3 separate regions of the Homo sapiens genome follow, and all the other regions are linked to region 2. Evidence: chromatin loops called from intact Hi-C (ENCODE). Cell type or tissue: PC-9. All regions are shown on one strand. Links, peaks and the distances in the headings refer to the core of each region. The heading gives the core; the rest is flanking DNA.

The links. A loop is a pair of places that touch in the nucleus more often than their neighbours do. Peaks named below come from ENCODE experiments on the same cell type or tissue, not always from the same donor. Only the 100,000 strongest peaks of a DNase experiment are listed, where the experiment ranks them.
Region 1: it touches region 2 in a loop (5-fold over the local background); 6 of 110 quality-filtered maps call a loop at or near these places.
Region 3: a loop joins it to region 2, with 7 times the contacts of the local background. A loop is called at or near these places in 4 of 110 quality-filtered maps.

The regions. Positions count from the first base shown.
Region 1 is chr2:234,977,338-234,984,868 of GRCh38, forward strand. All of the region lies in intron 1 of SH3BP4 (SH3 domain binding protein 4), which reads left to right. It overlaps LOC105373939 (a long non-coding RNA gene), which reads right to left and starts at 1,441. Exons shown (of 3, transcript XR_924008.1): 1 at 1,350-1,441; 2 at 1,007-1,228; 3 at 1-153. RefSeq lists enhancers at 1-141, 3,001-3,738, 6,123-6,837, 6,568-6,862, 6,838-7,531. In PC-9, for the core only: no CTCF peak of the experiment used is centred there; DNase peaks (open chromatin) are centred at 3,354, 4,174, 5,834 and 6,264; H3K4me3 peaks cover 3,303 bases; H3K27ac peaks cover 5,000 bases.
Region 2 is chr2:235,103,303-235,110,833 of GRCh38, forward strand. No RefSeq gene overlaps it. Among named protein-coding and RNA genes, the nearest start is that of SH3BP4, 160 kb to the left of the region's middle. In PC-9, for the core only: CTCF peaks have their summits at 4,005 (motif pointing left) and 4,209; a DNase peak (open chromatin) is centred at 4,009.
Region 3 is chr2:233,850,635-233,858,165 of GRCh38, forward strand. HJURP (Holliday junction recognition protein) reads right to left here and starts at 3,901. Exons shown (of 9, transcript NM_018410.5): 1 at 3,750-3,901; 2 at 3,210-3,276; 3 at 1,931-1,986. The coding sequence starts at 3,866. RefSeq lists enhancers at 1-258, 3,783-4,775 and a silencer at 3,843-4,102. In PC-9, for the core only: no CTCF peak of the experiment used is centred there; a DNase peak (open chromatin) is centred at 4,037; H3K4me3 peaks cover 3,128 bases; H3K27ac peaks cover 373 bases.

The DNA of each region.
Region 1 (7,531 bases), core at 1,533-6,532, 130 kb before region 2:
TGGGCCGAGGCCCATCTCTTTTCCCAACAGCACATCCTTTGTTCTCTCCAGCCCAGACGTGTAGAGGTGAGCCACCCTCCTGGCCAGTGAGGAGCTTCTAAACACGGAGGCAGATCAGCTTTTTGCCGAGTGAACTTGAGAACCGGAGCAGAGCTGCAGGGACAATGGTGCATTATTAAACTGCTCTGAAACTCAGAGCCCAGAGCACCCAGCTCTGGGGCGACTGGCAGGTGTTGGACCTGTGGCCGTGGTGCCAGCCCCCACTAATCCCATTAGCGACTTAGGGGTGAGTGGATGGAAAACAGGATGAGAGTGTCTCTCCCCCAAAGAGGGCTGGTTCAAGTATGAATATTCACAGCCACACCGAGGCACCTGCTCCGTAGATGATTTTTTTTTGCTTATGCAGTTAGTGCACAGAGTGAGCCCTGCGCTGGGAAAGACACGCACACGCATATGCACACACATGGGCACACACACACATGCGTGCACACACACGCAGACCCTGAGACCCTGCACTTGAGTTTCTAGTCTTAAGCAAGAAGGGTGTCACCGAGGTTGTGTCCTGCAGCTGCTAGTGGCCAGTCTGTCCCACTTGGATGGTCTGTTTCTATTTTATTTTATTTTTTACTTTTTTTGAGACAGAGTTTGGCTCTTGTTGGCCAGGCTGGAGTGCAGTGGCGCCATCTCTGCTCACTGCAACCTCTGCCTCCTGGGTTTAAGCAATTCTCCTGCCTCAGCCTCCCGAGTAGCTGGGATTACAGGCATGCGCCACCATGCCGGCTAATTTTTGTATTTTTTAGTAGAGAAGGGGTTTCACCATGTTGGCCAGGCTGGAATCGAACTCCCGACCTCAGGTGATCCGCCTGCCTCAGCCTCCCAAAGTGCTGGGATTACAGGCGTGAGCCACCATGCTGGCAGTCTGTTTCTATTTTGGCATTTCCTCACTGCACCTGGAGAAGAGCTTCATTCATTAATTCATCCATTCATTCATTCATTCAACAAGTACCTGACAGCCTGTACAGCAGTGGTGCCAGGTGAGGAGGGTGGGTAAAAATGCAGGGTCCTCCTCACTGCAGTCACTGCGGGACCAGGTACTCTTTTCCTGCGCCCCACACTGCCCCAAGGCCCCACTGGTCATCCGTCCAGCACTCTGTGCTCGCTGACTGGTGCGGTGAACTCTCCGGCTGGGCTCCTTTCCTGCTGCAGGTGCCGCGTCTCTTTCTTAAGCCTGTGTAGAAAGTTCTTTTGTCCGGGTGACATTGGCATGATTGAATCAGTGCCAGAGCCAAACAGGATGTGGTTCTGGGCGACTCCCAACTTCCAGCAAATCCGTGGTTGTTTTCAGTTACCTTAAGAGGGACAACTGAAACAGAGACAAGCACCCCAACAGTAGGGTGCTTCGAGGTCCTGGAGGGGAGCCCTGGCCCTGTGGAGAGAGACCGAGTCGTGCAGCGTCCGTGGCCTGCATTTGAAACTGAAGGGCAAGAGGCTGGTGAGATCCGAGAGTCATGCCGCTGCGTGGAGGAACATGCTGAACCTCTGGAGGAACGGCTCTACCTCCAGGTCAGGCTGGAGGCTTTTGCATTTGGTTTGGCGAGGAGAGACAGCAGGATTTCTGGGTGCCGGACATGCTTCTCGGTCAGAGCTGGTGCGTTTCTTTGCAGGGCAAGGTGGAGGCGGGGATGCCAGGGAGGCATCTGCTGCATTTCTTGAGGTTTCACAGGGTGCAGAGCCCCTGTCCTCACTGTTCTGTGGGGTGCTAAGGGAGCAAGCCATGTGGTCCCTGAACTTTGAGTAGATACAGGTAATATTTGAAAATATTTGGGAATGTTTACACAATCACAAAAACAATGAACACTTGTGTAGCCACTACTCAGGCCAAGAAATGGAACTTAACTTTGAAATTCCCTTTGCCCCTCCCAATCCCAGCTTCCAGCTCCCGATCCTCTCCCCTTCCTGCAAAAATGTGTTTATCAGATAAACCTGAAGCATTTGAGGGAGTCCCTGTCCTGAATTTCGCAGTTGTCATTCTCTGCTGTTTTTTAGTTTTATCACATGGGGTTGTGTTTCTAAGCAACATCGTTTGTTTTTGTTTTTAACTTTTATGTACATGGAATCATGCAGTATCTTTTGTGGCTGGCAGACTCTGAGATGGCCTTCAGTGATCCACACCTCCTGGTGTTCACATCCTGTGAAGTCCCCTCCCTTTGGCGTGAGCCGAGCTAGCAACTTGCTTCTAACCAGTAGGATGCATCCAAGTTGATGCTGTGCCTTCCTCCCGTGATTACATTATGTGGGCTTAGAACTTCTTCCTTGACAACAGATGGTCTCCCCTGCTGGCTGTGGTGGAGCAGGCTGCCATATAGAGAGGCCATGTGGCAAGGAACTGAGGGTGGCCTCCCCCGGCAGCCAGCATGCAGTTGAAGCCTCAGTCCCATGGCCACAAGTAACTGGATGCTACAACAAGCAGATGACCCTGGAGGACCCCTCCCCCAGATGACCCTGGAGGACCCCTCCCCAGTCTAGCCTTGAGATGACACCCCAGCCTGGGCCAAGACTTTGATGGCAGCTCTGTGAGAGGCCCTGAAGAAGAGAGTCTCTTCTTTACCAGTTAAGCCACATCTGGATTCCTAACCTACAGAAACTGTGTGATAATAGAAGTCTGTTGTTTGGGGCGATTTGTTACACAGCATTAGGTAGCTAATACATAGTCTTGCAAGAGTTCGTTTTTTGGCTGAGCATTATGTTCTTGAGGTTCATCTGTGTTGATACCTGTAGTTGTAGTTCATCTGTTTTCATTACTATGTGCCTTTCCCCTGTAAGTAGTCCCCCCCTTATCTGCAGGGGATACAGGGCCCCCAGAAGGTGCCTGAAACTTCAGATAGTACCAAACCCTGTATGTACTATTTATTTTTTCCTATGTATACATGCCTATGAGAAAGTTTAGTTTGTAAATTAGGCACACTGAGAGATGAACAATAATGAATAATAAAATAGAACAATTATAGCACTATATTGTAATAAAAGTTGTGTGAATGTGTTTTCTCCCTGCCAGAATATCTTATTGTACTGTAGCACCTGTTTTGGGACCACAGTTGGCCAGGGGTAACTGAAACCATGGAAACTTGGGGTGAGGGGGGACTGCTGTATGTTAATGCCTTAGCTTAATTATTCTTTCTGCTCCTAAAGGACAATAGGTTGTTTACAGCCTTTGCTATCAAAAACCACACTTGCTGTGAAGGTCTTTGTACATGACTTCCAGCTCAGCGTGCAAATGTTTATCTAGGGAGTGCGGCTGGGCCTTGGCTGCCAGTCCAGCTCCACTTCCCACAGCAGCCTTCAGGTTCGCCCAGGCTCCTCCGCATGCTCCCCTCCCTCAATATTGTCCGCCTTTTTTTCACTTGGGGGGATGGTCTGATGGGTGTGAGATGGTATCTGAGTGTTTTTATGTTCTGCCAGAAGCTAATGTTCACTGACCATTCTGATTTCCTCCCATGCGGAAATCCTTTTTGTGGTTTTTGCCCGTTTTTCTTACTGAATTGTAGGAGTGCTTTTCGTTTTTGTTTTTTTGAGACAGGGTCTCACTGTGTCGCCCAGGCTGGAGTGCAGTGGCGCACAAGCTCTGCCCACTGCAACCTCCGCCTCCTGGGTAGCTGGGATTACAGCCTTGTGCCACCATGCCTGGCTAATTGTAGGAGTGCTTTGAATTTTCTGGAAAATAAGCCTCTCTTAGTTACGAGCATTGCAGACACTGCATCCCGGTTTGTCCCTTGCCCTCATGGGCTTTTAAAATCAAATCAGGCACAATTCTGAATTTTTCTGTCCCGGGAGGATAATTTGCAGAATTACACTTTTGCGGCATTCCTAGTCCTGGCCTGTGTGTCCTGGTCTTTGGGTCATGGACTGGTGCCTGTGGACTCGGCCCCTGTTTATCGCTCTTGCTTGATGCTGCCTTCCTGAGGTGGAGACTGCTGGGCTCTGTTCCCGTCTGTGGCTCCCCCTCTAGTCTGGGAGTGCTTTCCTGTTCAGATAGCTCATTCCAACCTCTTAGTCACTTTGGAGAGCCTCGTTCAGTGAGTCAGCACGGGACCTGGAGCTCGGGGACCCCTCACAGCCAGGCCAGTGCACACTTGGAATCTGCAGTTTGTCTTAGGCCCCTGAAGGTGATTGCTTGACCGCAGAGGAATGCACGGGTCTGGGGAGAATTTGCCCAGCGTGTTTAGAAGGAATGCATTCCTGGAGAAAGTTAAAATTAGAAAAAGCTGCTACATTTCCTGCCATTCAGTCGCAGTTGGCTGGTGTTTGTTTGCACAAGGATTCTTTGGTAACAATCTGCAGTCGGTTTCTGGCGGAATGTGAGGTGAAGTCACGACTGACTTTCGGGATGGAGGTGAGCGGTTTCCACAGGGATCTTTGTTGTGGGAGTGACTGCTTTGTTTTCCGAGTTGTTGCAGAATCATACCGGAGTGGAAAAATATTACCGAAACAATCCCTTGTTGATAGTTAGCAAGAAGATTATTTTATTTATTCTAGAAAACAGCTCTTTAGTGGGAAGCAAATATCGTGGAGCGCATCTCTTTGTAAGCTCGGCTGCCATTTTCCCGTCCCCGCCTCCTTCCTGGGTGGCCACCTCTGATGTCGCCTCCTGAGGCTGGGCTTTTTGGGAAACTCCCTCTGACTGGCACAGGCAGTGGGGTCCAGGTTGAGCAAATACAAATGCAGAATACCCGGGTCCATTTGAATATCCGGGGTAATGTACACTAAAACATTATTAGTTGTGCACCTGAAAATTCGATGTAACCGGCTGTTCTGGGTTTTGTCTAGAGACCTCTCCCGGCCCAGCTACACTTTGAAGCCCGCTCTGTCCTGGTCTCTGGTGGTGCCTGGGCCTCTCCCAGCTGAGCGGGGCATCGCTGGCACCAGGTGGGCTATTGGCACCAGTGGGCACACCTGTGGCTTTGCAGGGTTTTGTCCACTTCTGTGTTGGTGCCCTCCGCCTGCTGGTGCTGGGCTGGGGTCGTGTGCCCACTTTATGGAGGCGGAATGGAGAGGCCGGAGGGTTACCAGCCTGTCCAGTAGTGTGCAGCTCGTAAATGGAACTGTTAGTCTATAGGTCTCAAAGCCCAGCAGCTGGAGGGCACAGGAGAAATTAAACCATCTTCTTCCCTGGGGAGCAAAAAAAGATGGTCAGAAACTCACGCACAGGGAGGAAGTGCTGTGGGGCTGAGAGTCTGGGTGGCAGGTGGGCTATCCCCGAGACCTGGGAACACAGGCTGCGGGGAAGCCTCAGTGTGGGGCTTGAGGGAGAGGCAGTTTTTGCACAGGCAGGGAGGGGACCAAGGAGGCATTCCCTAGTCACAGGGGCAGTGGGCAAATGGGAGGAGGTGGGATATGTATAGGGGAGTTTGAGGGTGGGGCCGCTGACCTGGCTGGAGTGACCAGTGGATGCCATGGAGTCTGTCCACGTGGGGTAGGGCAAACTGCAGAGAACCCCGAAATGGGGCAGGGAAGCCTGGCTCCAAGGGAGGAAGAGGCAGGAAGGAGCAGGCACCCTGTGCTCTTGAGCCGGGGATAATACAATGATGATGAGGCAGTGGGGCTGTAAATTTGGTGGAGAGATGCAGCTGAGACCAGCGGGGAGGTGGTGGATCGGTGGACCTGAGACCAAACTGCCGATTACAGGTGCTTGGGAAGCTTCCTTTTCTGTTCAGGCAGCAGGTGCTATTGATGCAGCTGCTGCTGAGCACTAGTGCAGGCCTAGGGGCTGGGTGGGGATACAGAAGTGAGCAGGACAGGTGGGTTCCTGCCCGCAGGCCATACAGGCCAACTTGCGAAACACCCGGGTGCCAATTACCCAGGGCACTCCACACAGCCCGTTCAAGGTGCTTCTTGTTTTTGTCCCCAGATTTGTGCTTGAGAAGCTCTGAGTTCCCGTCTGTCCACCTGCATTGGCATATGGGTACTCTATAAATCATCCATCCATTCAAACATTGGCTGACTGCACCTGCTATGTTCCAGGTTGTTCCTGGTGAACAGGACAAAGTCCTTGCATTCATGGAGCCTGTTCTGGTGGGAGAAAAAGGAGAGAAGTAAATGACAGATACAAGAATGTCAAGAGCGGTGGACGAGACCAGGGGAGGGAGTGGGCAGCAATGGTGTGCTTGTGTTTTTGATACGGTGTGGTCGGCTGAGTAATCCCTTCCACAAAAAACATATTTCTATCCTAATGCTCAGAACCTGTAGGTGTTACCTTATTTGGCAAAAGGGACTTTGCAGGTGTGATTCATTGAAGGCTCTTGAGATGGTGAGATACCCTGGATTACCCAGATGGACCCTAAATGTTATCACGGGTCTTTTAAGAGGGAAATGGAGATCTTACCACAGCAGGAGGCCCTGGAATGGTGGGAGCAGAGACTGGAGTCCCGAGCTTTGAAGATGGTGGAGGGGCCCTGAGCCAGGAATCCAGGCAGCCACGGGATGCAGGAAAGGGCAGGGCCACAGAAGCAGCTCACCCCCTCGGAGCCTCCAGAAGGCACTGGCCCTGTCGTCAGCCCAGTGGGCCTGGTTTCAGATTTCCAGCCTCCAGAACTGTTGGAGAGTCAATGTGTGTTTTAAGCCACTAAGTTTGTGGTAGTTTGTTACAACATCGATAGGAAAGTCACGCAGGGTTCTGCGGCTTTGAGGGAGTTACGTTTGAGCAGAGCCATCTGAGGTTGGGGCTGGGCTTCCCTGCTGACACGTGGGCTGGGGCCACAGAGCCTGAACCAGGATCCAGGCCTAGCTAAGGGTCAGGAATCCCTGCTCTGGCAGTTGTCCTCAGCCTGGAAGTGACCCACAGGGCATATACACGTGTATGAGTTTTCGTTTGTTTGTTTGTTTGGTGCGGGGCAGGGTCTCATTCTGTCTCCAGGCTGGAGTGCAGTGGTGCAATCATGGCTCACTGCAACCTCGACCTCTGGGCTCAAGTGATCCTCCCACCCCAGCCTCCTGAGTAGCTGGGACTGCAGGCACACATCACCATGCCTGGCTAATTTTTTTTTTTTTAACTTTTTGTAGAGACGAAGTCTTGCTGTATTGCCCGGGCTGGTCTCAAACTCCTGGGCTCAAGCAATCCCCCTGCTTTGGCTGTCCAAGGTGTAGAAATTACAGGCATGAGCCACTAAGCCCTGTCCTTTTCAGTGTAAAAATGTCAGATGAGGAATCAATCCCCTTTGCTGAGTATAAGTGTATCTTATTAACAGAAGAAAATATTTGCTTGGCTTTCTAAATTGGGAATTTCTAACAATCCGTAACAGCCCACTGGCTTTGACCAGAACCGACTGAGTGCTCAGGACCAGAACCGACCGAGTCCTCAGTTACATCACTCAGCTGAGTGCCTGTGTCGTGGACAGAAAACCCAGTGGTCTAGCACCATTTACCATCTGTCCTGGTTTACAACCCCTGAAAGCAGAGCCTGAGACAAGGACTTGGGTGCTGATGTTTTCGGGGAGATGACTGGTCCCAGCAGTCCATCCAAATAGAAGAGGGTGAG
Region 2 (7,531 bases), core at 1,708-6,707:
TTTCTTTACTTGGATTATCGGAATCAAATGCACTTGCTTTTCTTTCTCCCTCTCCTTCTTTCTTAAAATGCTTTTCCAAAGACATTTGTCTTCCACGAACCACTGTCTGCTATTTGTACCACTGGACTTTTTAGTCTCTTGCTAATTTTTTCTTTCTTTAACATCCTATGAATGATTCATGTCTTGGGTGCCCAGTCCTCCCAAACAGCACACATTGGTATAAATGAAATGTGAGAGTAACAGCCAAGTACTCATGCGCTCCTGGTTCTGAGGCCCTGTACTTTGCAGCTAGAGTCCCTTTCCCCGTGTACAAGCAGGTATTTTAACCCCAGTATTTCTGCTAAGTCAACCGGCCTCCAGAGATATTAGGACATTAAGACTTTGTCTAGTCCCACAGCTAGTTGGAAATACGGGGTGAAATCTTCTTCCAAGCAACATTTCTAAAGGGGTGCTCCATAGACCACCTGCATCGGAATTCTCAGGGGTCCTAATGAAGCCCGGGAATTTGCATTTTCAATAAATTTGCTAGATGATTTAAAAACAAAGTTTGAGTCCCTGTCTGTATCAGTCTGTTCTCACATTGCTATAAAGACATACTTGCCACTGGGTAATTTATATAAAAGAGTTTTAATTGGCTCATCGTTCTGCAGGCTGTACAGGCTTCTGCTTCTGGGGAGGCCTCAGGAAACTTACAATCATGGCGGAAGGCGAAGGTGAAGGAAGCATGCCTTACATGGCAGGAGCAAGAGGAAGAGAGAGCAAAGGGGAAGGTGCTACACACTTTCAAACAGACAGACCTCGTGAGAACTCTATTGCGAGGCAGCACTGGGGGGATGGTGCTGCAACATGAGAAACCATCCCCATGATCCAATCACCTCCCACCAGGCCCCACCTGCAACACTCAGGATCACAATTCAACATGAGATTTGGGTGGGGACACAGAGCCAAACCATACCCGCATCCTAATGTCTATGAAACAATTAAACAACACACACACACACCAGAAGCTGTAATTTTTGTGTAAGTGAACAGCTTCCAACTCAAAATAGCAGTCAGAGTGGGTGGGTAGGTGGTCATTGATATGAGAAATGGATAATTGCCATGCAGTAAAAGGCATTTAAAAAACAAAATTTTTTGTAAAAGGCAAAACATGCTCATGGAGTAAGTATCAGGATACAAAAGAGAAAACAGTGACAAGCAGTCTGCCTGCCCCACTCTTGCCTAGGGACCCTTCCTCCCTCCCCAGAGGCCACTACAACTGATAGACTCTGTTTAGGAGAAAAGACTTGAAAATTGGGGAAAACCTTACAGGCCGAGTTCAACTTGGAAGTGGTATTTTTATCATGTAAAGACAATGAGGTCCATAAAATCTTCCCCCAGCCCACTTGCAGGCAGACTCACACCCCTCCCCCATCAACAAGATGTTCTCACCCTCACCCTTATACCTAGGACCTGTGAATGGGTACCATTCTGTGGCAAAAGGGAATGTGCAAATGAGGTTAAGATTATGGATTTGTGGCCTGGCGCCAGTGGCTCCTGCTTGTAATCCCAACACTTTGGGAGGCCAAGGCGGGAGAGTCATTTGGGGTCAGGAGTTTGAGACCAGCCTGATCAACATGAAGAAACCCCGTCTCTATTAAAATACAAAAAAAATTAGCCAGGCACAGTGGCTGGCACCTGTAGTCCCAGCTACTCAGGAGGCTGAGGCAGGAGAATCGCTTGAACCTGGAAGGCAGAGGTTGCAGTGAACTGAGATTGCGGCACTACACTCCAGCCTGGGAGACAGAGCAAGACTCCGTCTCAAAAGAAAATATATGTGATTTTAAAATAGAGAGATCTTCCTGGCTTATACGGGTGAGCCCAATCTAATCACATGAGCCCTTGTAGGAGACAAAACATAATTTCTTTTCTATCCTTTCCCTTTTTCTGGGTTCTTAGTTGAGACACTCTCCTGAAAACAAAAGTCAAATTAACTAAAGAAAAACAAGCAGACGTTTATTAACACCTGCTGTACCCATCACATGAGAGAGGTCTCAGTTCAAAAGTATTTCTCTCTGAAGGCAGTGGCTTAGAGGCCTTGCGTAAACAGTATTCTAATGAAGAGCCATAAATTCTATACAGTGACAAGATGAAGGTGAGAGCAGCTCTCATCTTTTAAAAGGTGGGAAACTAGAGGAAGATGGTAAAATGCATTCCCAGACTCTTCTGGTGTCTGCTGCTGCCTTCTCTGGGTGGATGACAAGCACTGTCTCCAGGAAGGAGGGACTGAAGTCCTGCCATCAGGTAAGCGGAGGCCAAGGCAGTGTTTCCCTGCGTTTTCAGTGTCTTGAACTAACAGTTCTCAATATTTTGAGGAGAAATATTTTGATTTCCTTTACTCTGAAGAGCACAGAACTTTGTCCAGCTGCAGCCCAAAGCTGTTGCCACAGAGAGAGTTGTAGGATCTGGAGTGTGGGAGGGACGGAGTGGCTGTGGCTGGAGGAGAAGCCACGTGGAAAGTGGAAAGAATACAGGTCACCTCGAGGAGCAAAGACTGGCTCCCAGTGGAGGCCACAGGGAAATGAGACCTCCCTCCACAACTGCGGGGAACCAGACTTGCCCACCAATGAGTCATCCTCAGAGCTGCAGAAAGCAGTGCGGCCCAGCTGACGCCTTGCTTTCGGCCTTGTGACTCCACCCAGATGTCGTCGGACTTCTGACCTGTAGAACCATGAGCTAATAAACAGGTGTTGTGTTAAGCCCTTGACTTTGTGATGATTTGTTGAGCTTGCTGGACGTGCGCTGTGGGGATGCGTGGGTGCACGTCGTCATCCATGGAGGTGTGTGTCGGTGTTGACATCTGCATTGGGTACGCGGAAGAGGGTTCATTTGATTGTGAGTTGTCCCACGGTTAGCCTGTCACTCCAGGAGCGGCTGCAGCCCTGCCTCGCTGGACAGTGGGGATGACAGAGTTTCTGTGACGTTCCTGGGAAGGGGTGAGGACTGGAGGAGTGGGGATTGGTTGGAAGGGTTGGGAGGGTCACCTGCTTGAAGCTGGGTTTGTGGCAAGTGTTGTTTCCAGTGGTTGCTCTTCAGGCTGGAGCTGATTTGGGGAGGGGAAGCTGCGGGAGAGTGAGCGTGGCTCGCTCCCCAGCCAGCCTGGTACCCACGCAAACTGCCGTCCTGCCTGTCCCTGTGGGTTTGCTGCTGCTGTTGCTCTTGTTCTTTTCATGGTTGGCCCCACGTGTGTTCAGCCCTTAACCTGTTAAGGGGATGAGCTTTGGAACTGACACCCCTGGGCCATTTCTCCAAGTCTTTATGCCTTGCTGACCTCATGTGTATAATGGTGTGATAATAATAGGATGTCTTTTATAGGGCTCTGTAAGGACCCAAAAGGCACCTGTTTGTAAAGCACAGAATGTGGAGTGTGTGAGCCCATGCCCTATAAAACGCATTCTTGTCTTGCGCTTCTGTTGGCGGGTGGTCCTCACTGGACCCCCAGAAGCTTTCACATGGTGTGAGGGCCCCATTTGCCTGGCGCTTCCTTGGATCATATGCCCCAAAATAGACACACTTTTGGTCTTCCATGGAACCAAATCCAGCCCTCGCCCTAAAAGCAGCCCCGTCTTCCAATTAAAATGAAGAGTTTTTTTTAAAGTTCTGCCATCAGCATCTCTTCTGAGGAACTCCAGGAGATGGCCTGCACTGGGCCCTGGGATCACATTGCTCGTCTCCAGCCCGACCCCCATCTGTGGGGCTGCCTGAAAGTGGCGTGTCTCTCTTGCAAACTGCTGCTGGACATTTCACGGGGGTGGTGGGCAGCCTCTTAATGGCGAAATCCAGCAGGATTTAAACAAGTTAATGATTTGGATAGTGATCCTCTGCCTTGCCCCACCCTCCCCTGAGAATGCTGCATCTCCCTTTTTCATTTCCGGACTGGGATGGGAAAGTGACCCTGGACCCACGGCTGTCAGGAGCAAAGTCAGAGCCTTTGATTGGAGTCAGAGCCTTTGATTGGAAACCAGGCGCCACCTGCTGACTCCCAAAGCTCACTTCTTTGGTCAGTTTCTGTGCCTGGGACAAGGAGTCTAAGAGCTCCCATCCATCTAGTTCTCAGGCAAAGTTGCACATTGACTCTGCCTTTGACATTGGCAAGAGGAGCCCCTTCCTTTGGCCCCAAGCATTAGAGGGTCAAAATGACTTATTCAAACAGCATGGCCTGTCTACAGGACATTCAGGCATACACAATAGTGGCTAAATTCAGACATCTTTGATATTTTACCAACTTTCTGTCATTTAAAACAACAGCTTTACATATATTGCTCAGGGTCTGAAATTTGTCTCTGGCAAAAGTGACCCTAAACTCTAAATATCTGCTCTGGTCAATAATACTGTGTAGGCCCCAGGGAAATGCTTCTCTGTAGGTCTGTGTCTCGAGACCAAAGGTGACTTTATCCAAAAGCTGTGAGGTTTGTAGATTGCACAACTGCAGCTATCAGAGATGGTCACTGAACTGCGACCATTTTGAAAAAGAAGATACAAACTAATTGACTTGTCAAATTCTTCCTTGCAGAGAGCATGGATGCAACCGATTCTTGCATAACCAAATCCTTTCCCAGGAGTGCTGAAAATCCATTTTCTGTTAGTGATTTCAGAAATATTCATAGATAAATAGAGTACTCGAAGCCCTTGCACCTGGTGTCTCAGGAAGTTTTTTCTTTTTCTTTTTTCTTTTTTTTTTTTTTTGGAGACAAAATCTTGCTCCCTTGCTCAGGCTGGAGTGCAGTGGCATGATCTTGGTGCACTACAACCTCCACTTCCCCGGTTCAAGCGATTCTCCTGCCTGAGCCTCCCAAGTAGCTGAGATTACAGGCACCCACCACCACACCCAGCTAATTTTTGTATTTATAGAAGAAAAATTGCTACTAAATTTTGCCATGTTGGGTCTTGCCATGTTGACCAGGCTGGTCTTGAACTCCCGACCTCAGGTGATCCTCCCACCTCGGCCTCCCAAGGTGCTGGGATTACAGGTGTGAGCCACTGCGCCCAACCAACATTTTTCAATATTAAACAATTTGTGTCACTTATTACATTTTATATGTATAGATCTAGATACAACATATGTGATGCTAAAGCTGATTCTTTTTATTTATCTATGAATCTTGATATTGCTTTAAGGGATGGGAAAAATCATACGAGTGGTAATAATTTAAATGATAAAATTAAAACATTTTGTATTTTATGCCACAATGACAATCTCTTTTGTGCAGCCCTATTACAATGTTTGAATAAGTTATGTAAATTCCTGGTACGTTTCTGCATCACAGTACTTTCCTAAAACTTATCGACAATTCCAATAGCTATAGCTTTAGCGGGTCAAAGTTTCCTCAAAATAAAACTAATAAAAAATGATCTGAGAACCTTAATGATTTCAGAAAGTTTGCTTAATTTGTCATTACTATCAATGGAATGCAAATTATATGAAAATATTGATTCTAACAACGTAATTAGTGTTCTTTGCTAAAATTAAGAAAAGACAAAAATTTATGGATAATATATAACTTATCAATTATGTATGTTGTTACTTACTTATTCAAACAGTGTAGCCTATCCACGGGATATTTAGGCATACACAATGATTATTAAATTCAGATGTCTTGGATTTTTACCAACTTTCTGTCATTTAAAACAACAGCTTTACATATATCGCTCCATTTTTGTTCTTATGAAGGTATGCTTTTCAAGATAGAATGATGAAACATACTTATTCATTCGTTTTATTTGTACCTTTTAAATATCTCTCTACTATATCTGTATCCTATACCTCCCGATACACACACGCGTGCACACACATGCGTGCACACACACATGCACACACACACGTGCACACACATGCACACTACCTGGGTCTCCTTTTGTACCCTTGCCCTAGACACCACAGATGCTAGGAGAAACCTGCTGTTATTGATTTCTTCCAAAGTAAAACTTGCTCAGGTTGGTTCTAACATATGACATTCTGGTTTATAAAAAGTATTGGGGTAAGCATTTAGGCTTATTAAAATGTTACGTTAGGGGCACTGTCTCTAAAAGGGATTGCCTGACTTGGGGACAAGGAGGTTAAAGAAGGCCAGCAAGACACTTTAAAGCTACCAATGTCAAAATAAAGGGGGTTCTGGCCAGGCGCGGTGGCTCACACCTGTAATCCCAGCACTTTGGGAGGCTGAGGCAGGTGAATCACCGGAGGTTAGGAGTTCAAGACCAGCCTGGCCAACATGGTGAAACCCCATCTCTACTGAAAACACAAAAATTAGCCGGGCGTGGTGGCACATGCCTGTAATCCCAGTTACTCGGGAGGCTGAGGCAGAAGAATCACTTGAACCCGAGAGGCAGAGGTTGCAGTGGGCAGAGATCGCACCATTGACTCCAGCCTGGGCAATAAGAGTGAGACTCTGTTTCAAAACAAAAATAAATAAATAAATAAATAAATAAATAAATAAATAGGGGGGTTCAATCAGGGAGGTGTCCTGGAGAGGAGGTCTTGTCTGGGAAGCTGTGAAAAGGGGACATGAGCTTTGTTACAGGAGCCGTTATTGAGTTCAGGAATTCTCAGGTCTGCTTCTGGAAGCTTGCTCCTCTTTTCTGAGCAGTAATGCGGAAATCATAGTTGATTCTGATGCCTGTAGTGCTTCCCACTCCAAGAATACAAAAGAGAGGACTTGGTTCCTGCCCCCAAAGGGCTCTTAGGGGCTGCCTTTGTAGAGAAGCATCACTTCATGAAACAATTTTATTTCAAAATCACTTGTTGCTAACTAGTGTGGTCGTTCCTCAAAAAATTAAAAGCAGAATCACCATAGGATCCAACAATTCTACTTCCGGGCAAAAACATAAAAGAATTAAATGCAAGGTCTTGAACACGTATCTGCAAACTCATGTTCCTAGCAGCATTATTCACAAAAGCCAAACAACGGAGGTTGCAACTGAAGTGTTCATCACTGGATGAATGGATAAACGAACTGTGGTGTATACACACAAGGGAATCATACTCCGTTTTAAAAGGAAGGAAATTCTGACACACACTACAACATGGATGATTGCTGAGGACATTATGCTAAGTGAAATAAGTCAGTCGCAAGAGGACAAACACTGCACAGTTTCTTTTACCGGAGGCACCTTGTGAGATAGTTAATTTTCTGTGTCAATTTAACCGGGCTAAAGGGTGCCCAGATAGCTGGTAAAACATTATTTTGGATGTGTCTCTGAGAGTGTTTCTGGAAGAGGTTAGCACTTGAATCTGTAGACCAATTAAAAAAGAACTGTGCTCACAGGTGTGCGCAGCCATCACCCAAACTGTTGAAGGCCCAAAGAGAACAAAAAGGAGGAAGGATGAGTCTGTTCTCTCTGCTTGAGCTGAAACATCCATCTTTTCCTGCCCTGAGATATTGGAGCTCCTGGTTTTCAGGTTTTCAGACTCAGACTAGGACTTATACAATTGATTCTCCTGGTTCTTAGGTTTTCGGACTCAGACTAGGACTTATACAATTGATTCTCCTGG
Region 3 (7,531 bases), core at 1,181-6,180, 1.3 Mb before region 2:
CAGAGGACTTGGGGCTACCCAGGAGCACTACAGGGTAACTGAAGCCCACTTCCAGAATATCAGAACCTTTGCTTCCAGTGAAACCGTCACGTAAGGTGGAGTTTACAGGGTTGTTTTGTGGCTGTGTCTGAGGCAGAACCTGGTTTGAGAATCACAGAGAAGCAGACGATCTACACCAACCCCAAACTATGTGGTAGCTCTGGTAGCTACAAACAGAACCCAGGCATTGTGTTATAACCAACCCAGCACAGGTCAACACCCGGCCTGCCAGGGCCCACAGCCTCCCCCAGCCTCCAGGGCGGCAGGAGCACCAAGTCGTCTGGGAAAAGGTGAAGGCGGATCTGGACACTGTCACCAATAGCAATTACAGTGAAGTCAGAGATGTCCCCGCTGAAATCTCAGGCTACGCCCAGTTTCCTAATCCCAAGAAAGGGTCTGAAGATTCTGGAGACCCAGGTAGGGTTCCTCCTACATTTTAAGCAAAAACCTTAAATAAATCTTTAAATGAAAACTTTTTGCTACCAGGACCATATTAAGCACTGGTCTAATGAGTGGACATCTGTATTATGCATAATTCAAAGAGTATATATACTTTAACCCGATAATCCCACTTCTCAGCATTTATCGAAAAGGGGGACTATCAGTATTGGGAAGAGACAAGGACCGGGATTTTCTCTGAAAACCATTTCTAACAGAGGCTTTATAAATAAAGTTTTATTGGAACACTGCCACGTACACTCATTTACATATTATTTTCGGCCACTTTCCTCCTGCAACACAGAGCTGAGTAGTTACAACAGAGACCATAGAGCCAGCAAAGCCTAAAATATGTATCATCCGGCCCTTTGTGGAAAAAGTGTGCTGACCCTTATTTATTAATAAAGGAAGCCACAAATAGCTAATTGCCTATCAACAGGAGAGCAGTTAAAAAAACATGATTTTTTAAATAATTATATAATTTTATAATTATACAACAGTTGATGAAGAGAAGAGTTTGCCAGATGTATTAACCGGAAAAGTGAGGGAGAAAAAAATGCATTTATAAAGATATGTATTATAGGGAATCACATTGTACTAAAATAGCATTAGTGACCATCTTTGCAGAGAGGAATCAGCTCATTTATGTAGTTGTATGTACTTTTAACATTTTTATGACTAGAATAATTAATCAAGAAGATTTGATTTCAAATTTGCTGTTAATATCGTCACATTGATCTTGATGTTTTTCATTCTTTCATACAGGTTCCTTGACCTGTGACCACAGAGAGGAACCATGTGGCATCTGAGAGGCAGTGATTAACTGAATACCAGATAACCTGGCAAAAGCCACTGTGGCAAAAGGGCTCCTGGATGCCCCCGTAGAAAGGCCAACAGCACCTTCCACTAAAATAACGGGTCTCAGAGCGACAACACCCTCGGATCAACTAGGCAGGGAAGCCAGGGTCTTCCGAAGGTAGAAAAATGCAGAAGGAAAGATGTGTGATCCTCCAGGCTGCACCTCTCCTCATCTCTCTTCCTCCCCTTTCAAAACAGGAAGAGAGACATTCTTCTTCCCTAGAAGGAACTGGATTTGGTATTTTCTGTAAGGACCCAAACAAAGTGAGTGCCTCGCTGGGCTGGCACGTGACCTTGGGGAGGGTTACCCAACTGGCCCAGCCTCTGCACATGTATTATCAGAGCCCCTCAGCCTGTGACACAGGAAACACAGGGTGATGAAAAAGGCCAAATATTACACAGTGACTCCTTGCACTTGACAAGCTACAGAAGAAATGCTTCTAAATCCTTAAAAACAGAAAGAGTATAATCATGAGAAAAAGTGCCCCGTGGTGGCCTCTGCGTAAGCTCAGAGGTTGGGCATACCCACACCTTTATTCATATGAATACTCCTCCACAGCAAGGTTATTTGGCAATAAAATTTGACACTAAATACCTGGATCTCTCCTTCGTTTCTTTCCTTTATTAGTCTTCCACCCCAAATTCTCAATCCTGAAGAAAAGAAACAAAAATGACCATTTACATAATCCTGAACGCTGAACTTCTGCTCAATCTGTGTTCACCAGATGCCAAAGTGACAGGCAAAAAAAAGGTACAATATTAAAACCAAGCCAGGTTTCTGATACCCTGCGATTGTTCCTCTTTGTAAAGTTTCAGGTTTTTAAGGCAAATTCGTCATTCATGGAAATCTCTCCTACCTACTAGAAAACGGCTCATCAAATTACATCATTAGCCCAAAAAGTTAAATGAAAACAAGGAACATATGACAGCGACTGTCCTTAAAATATATAGAGGGCAATCTATATACCATATAGAGGGAGTAAGCACTTTTCGCAGGCAATCTCTACATCCCATATACTGAATGAATGCTTTCTAAGGGCAATCTACATGTTATACAGAGACCAAAGGGTAGCAGACCTGCCACTGGAATATTTTAGTTTCTGCCTGTGTAAACTTTTCACCCAAGATGTGTCTGGATTGGCTATAAAGGCAGAAAGGTAGGATTTCTTTTAACTCAAGGAGCAGATCTTGTGAACCTTCTGTGTCCGTTTAATGCAACATAGAACTTGCTCTGAGGTTTGTTTTCATTAAGTGATACTGAGTTAGTTATAAAGCTATATGGGAGGAATTGACCCCAGCCAGTGCAAAGTGTCACCAGCTATTTACCAAAAAGAATCCACAAGATTTCAGTCCGTTTACATTAACTATTAAACGGAATGCCTTCTCCTCCCTATTCAAGTACTTGGAGCCTCAAGGAAGACAGTTACTACTCCAAGTTAAACAGGGCAAACAATAGTCAATGTGAGTATTCACAGTGCGGGGCGGGGTACTGTTCACAGTTTCATAGGGATTGTACGTGACTGTTACAACACCCACGCCCAGGAGACATTATTGTCATCATCCTTCCCATTTCACAGATGAAGACACTGAGACCAGTCCAGCTAAGCAACTGCCCCACGCTGCCATGGTGGGGAGGTGGCCAGCGGGGATGCCAACCCGGTAAGCCGGAGGCATGTGAGCCAGGAGGCACCTATGTCTCTTCAGGAATTGTTCTAATAAGTAATTCAAGTAATTTACAGGTTTAAGGGCACCAATGTTTTGGTTCCTATTAGTTAGGTGAACAATGTTTACTTCTTAAGAGAGCAGGGACAGCATTTCAACTACTCCATTCACACTCTTCACCCGAATACTCAGAAGGTGGGGAAGACCCTTACCCTGTGGCGTCTCGTAGGTCAGCGTGGCCATTTGCACCACCGGGGTGTCCTCGAAGGGCTGGTTGTACTGCGGAGGAGGAAGGGGCTTCCTGTCAGGTTCCAGGGCCACGAGGGGCCCCAGACCCGGGAGGAGGCGGCGCCAGCCCGTGAGAGGCCGTTAGTCTGGCCTGGGGCGCCCCAAACGCGGTCTCTGCAGCGGAGCCCCCAACTCCGCCTCTCTCGTCCCACTCAGGAGCACCCCCAGCCCCACCAAACCCTCCTCTCTGCACCCGAGCCCCAGGCCTGCTTCCCCACTCCCCGTTCCGGAGGCCCCAGTCTTTCCTCCCCGTCCCCGCACCGAAGCCTTCGGCGCTGCCTCCTTTTTCCCTCTCCGGAGCCCCCAGCTCCGCCTCCACCTTCTCTCCGCATCCAAGCCCCAGTCCCGCTTCCCCAACCCCCGCTCCGAGTCCTCAGAGCCCCTTCCCTTCCCGTCCTACGTCCCCTCCCAGCCTCACTCCGACACGCAGGCCTCCCCTCCCGGCGGACCGGCGGGGGCCGCACCTTCTCTATCAGCCGCTGCATGCGCCTCTGGAAGCGGCGGCGACTGGCCCTGAGCTTCTGCAGCAGCTGGTCGTCTTCCACGTCCTCGCCCTCCATGGCGCGCAGCGTACCCAGCATCGGACCCAGCCAGTACCCAAGCGCCAACCCGGACTGCAGGGCCTCGCGCGCCACAAACTCAAATAGGAGACTCCGCCCTCCCTGCCTTCCTCTCGGTTTTCTATTGGCTAGAGCGGAGAAGCCGGGCACTGATTGGGCCTTTCAAACAAATTTGCGTCCCACCTTCCGGCCAATCCACTCCCGAGTTTCCAGCCACGCCCCAATGTCCGGCGGAAGGGAGGGAGGGTCTCCGGCCGCCACGGCCGGTGGTAGTTGTACAAACAGCTGTGTGCTTATTCATCAGCGGTGCTGTGCGAGATCCGGTGGGATGCGTGTCATCTCCCGCGCTGTGCACCGGAGATAAGTGCGGCCTGGAGATTTCTGCGTGACTTGCTCTGGGTGTCGCCGCTGGGCGAGGTCCGCCTTCCTCACCCCTCCGCCTGGGATCCCGGCGCAGTTTCCAGGGCAGGGGCCTAAGAAAGACAACCCCAAATTACCAACCCAAAAGGAGGCAGGATAGCGAATATTCATCTAGAAGGAAAAAATAAGTCTCAACGAATGACACATTTAAAGATGCTGACAAATGCGATACACATCACAAAATCCAGGAAAATACTTCTATTAACCCAGCTTTTTCCCTATGTATTTCTGATTGCATATTCTGCTTCTTCATTGATATTAATCTTGTAATATTTTCTCCAGAGAGAAGAGCAAGATAAATCAGTCTTTAGTATGGTTGATGGAATTTATGATTGACATCTTAGGAAAGTTTCATTCAGCTTCATCACTTAACCACATTTGTGTGCTTGTGCTGATATGATTACCATAGTATGTGATTGAAAATAAAAGCATTACTGAGCACCAGGAGGTCCCTTAGAGGGGGCTCTTCACCTCCTTTCAGCCTGCACGGCAATTCTATCATGATGTCCTGCGGAAATTTAGGTGGGAGTGGGTGGAGGGTAAGAACTTCAGGGCTCATGTAGTGTGTGTGTCCACAAAACGTGTTGCGTTGTGCTGGACACAGAGATGTGCTGGCCTGATTCCCCTTAAGATGCCACAGCTGCTAGGAGGGCAGTTGGCAGGGGCCTTCAGTTGTCAGCCTATTCTGGGATGATTCAGTTGCAGAGAACTCCCTCACCCAAGGTCCTGCTGCCCCAGGGTGGCCCAGCACCAGTGACTGATCCAGGTGGGAACAGGAAGGCTGTATCATTTCAGTCTGATGGAAGAAAACCCTGGGCCACTTTATCTTCCGAGCTCTCAATTCCACGGAATTGGATGGGGTAACCTACCAATCCTGTTTCTTTCCTTCCCTTCCTCCCTATATAAACATCCTCTCTGAGTCTTCTCCAGTTGCAGGATCTACACATTTAACTTGTACCTTTTCCAATTTTCACAAACAGACCGAGGTGTCTTCCTCCTCCTTCCTTAGGAGTGTTCAGAAACTTAACATGCTCTTCCTTGGACTCTGTGCTTCCCACACATAATTTACTTTTCAAACATCTAACTGGGCCCATTTAGAGACTTGAGACCTTGAATAAGATTTTCTTTTTTCTTTTTGAGTTTTGGATGATTGACTCTTCCATTGTTACCAGATAGAGTTGTCCAGGTTCTTGGTGTGTTGAACAAAGAATTGAACAAAACACACAAAGTAACAAAGGAATGAAGCAACGAAAAACAAAGCAACAGGAGAACGGAGTAAGGAAAGCACAGATTCATTGAAGACAATTCACAGAGTGCGAGCGGACTGGAGCCCGCAGCTCAAGAGCCTCTTCAATTAGGGTTTTTATAAAGCCAAAAGAACTTGGCAACACCCCTGGGTACCCTTTAGAGGCCTCCAATTGGTTACACCCTATGAAGGATTGGCCTGTGACCAATCAGAGCCTAAAGTGGAAACTTGGCCTGCAGTCATTCAGGGGCTGAAGTGGAAACTTCTTTCTTGTTATCACGGGAGTGAAGATGTAGCCTATGTCCTGCCCAATCTTGCTTAAAACTGGCTGCACCTGCTGTTCTCTTGCTTATGCGAACTGGCTGCATCTGCTGTTCCTTTGCTTATGCCTCAACCCTTTGCTACCCCAGTTCCCTATTCTCCTGCCTCACCATGACTCTCTAACAAGCACGATAGTACCAGTTTTCAAAACTGGCGTCTCCCAGGGCTTATTCTCTATTCCTGGGAAACCATTCCAAGATTTCCTTTGCTGGCTTCACTGACAATCCAAGCATCTGCCTCTGTCCTAGGAGTTTGGGGGCAGCTTCAGTGGAAAGATTTCTCAATCTCAAGTTCAAGTCTTTAATTGAAGTCCAAAACATACTTGCTTTAGCCAAACTCCTTCTGAGCCAGCCAAAGTCCATGCATTAACCCTTATTGTTCTGGCCTGGTGGTCTTCCAGTCGTCTCTGACTGGCTTTCCCCATCCCATGGTCTAAAGTGGTGCTCCAGCTAAAGAAAGAAGAACCCTGTATCATGCTTCTCATGTGATGCTGTAGCAGGACAAGCCGCAGACAAAACCCCTCAGACACCGAGTTAAAGAAGGAAGGGCTTTATTCAGCTGGGAGCTTCGGCAAGACTCACGTCTCCAACAACCGAGCTCTCCCGAGTGAGCAATTCCTGTCCCTTTTAAGGGCTCACAACTCTAAGGAGGTCCATGTGAGAGGGTCGTGATCGATTGAGCAAGCAGGGGGTAAGTGACTGGGGGCTGCATGCATCAGTAATTAGAATGGAACAGAACGGGACAGGGATTTTCACAGTGCTTTTCTATACAATGTCTGTAATCTATAGATAACATAACCGAGTAGGTCAGGGGTCGATCTTTAACTACCAGGCCCAGGGTGTGGCGCCAGGCTGTCTGCTTGTGGATTTCATTCCTGCCTTTTAGTTTTTACTTCTTTCTTTAGAGGCAGAAATTGAGCATAAGGCAATATGAGGAGTGGTCTCCTCCCTTAATGCCATTCTCTGTAACACCTCACCCTACCACCCTTGGCAGCCTAACCATATTACTCCAGACCTGCTAAGCAAACTCCTTTGCCACCACTTTCCACTCCCACATAACAGGGAAGGATCACAAGTCAGCTCCTTCCCCAGCAGCAGGTTTCTGGGTGCAGCATCTTGGAATCTCACAGGGTTTCCAGAGATGACGGCGGGTGGCTCCGGCTGCCCCTGCACAGTGCCCTCTACTGGCCGGGCTGGGATTTCCAACCCTCCAAGTGCTGTTTAAATGCCTAGGAAATAGTTCTCTTTAAAGTTATATTACGGCTGCTCTTATAAAATGTGCCTGAATTTTGCTTCAAATAAAAGAGATGGAGACTTATTCTGCATGGAGTTGTCATGTAAATATGTTTCTGTTGGAAAGGTGTGGAAATGTTACCACCAGTCTGTGGTTGGAGAAGCGCAGCTTTTGGCTGGTCCCAGCATTGACACAGAAACTGCTGTGTAACGGTGAGAATGTCAGTCTAAGATAAATTATCGCAAACATCAGACCCCACCTATTAGGCTGCTAAGAAAAGGGTTTGCTTTTTTCTGTTGCCCTAGAGCTGATGCAAACACAGAGGCTGTGAAATAGGCAACAAGCTGACTTTCCACGAGATGTCAGCCAAAGCTCACAAAATGTGTTGTTTGATTGAATGAGTCTCACATCTAACTGAAGTAATTAAGGATGCTGGCAAGAATTTAGCTGGAGGATCTTTCGTGAA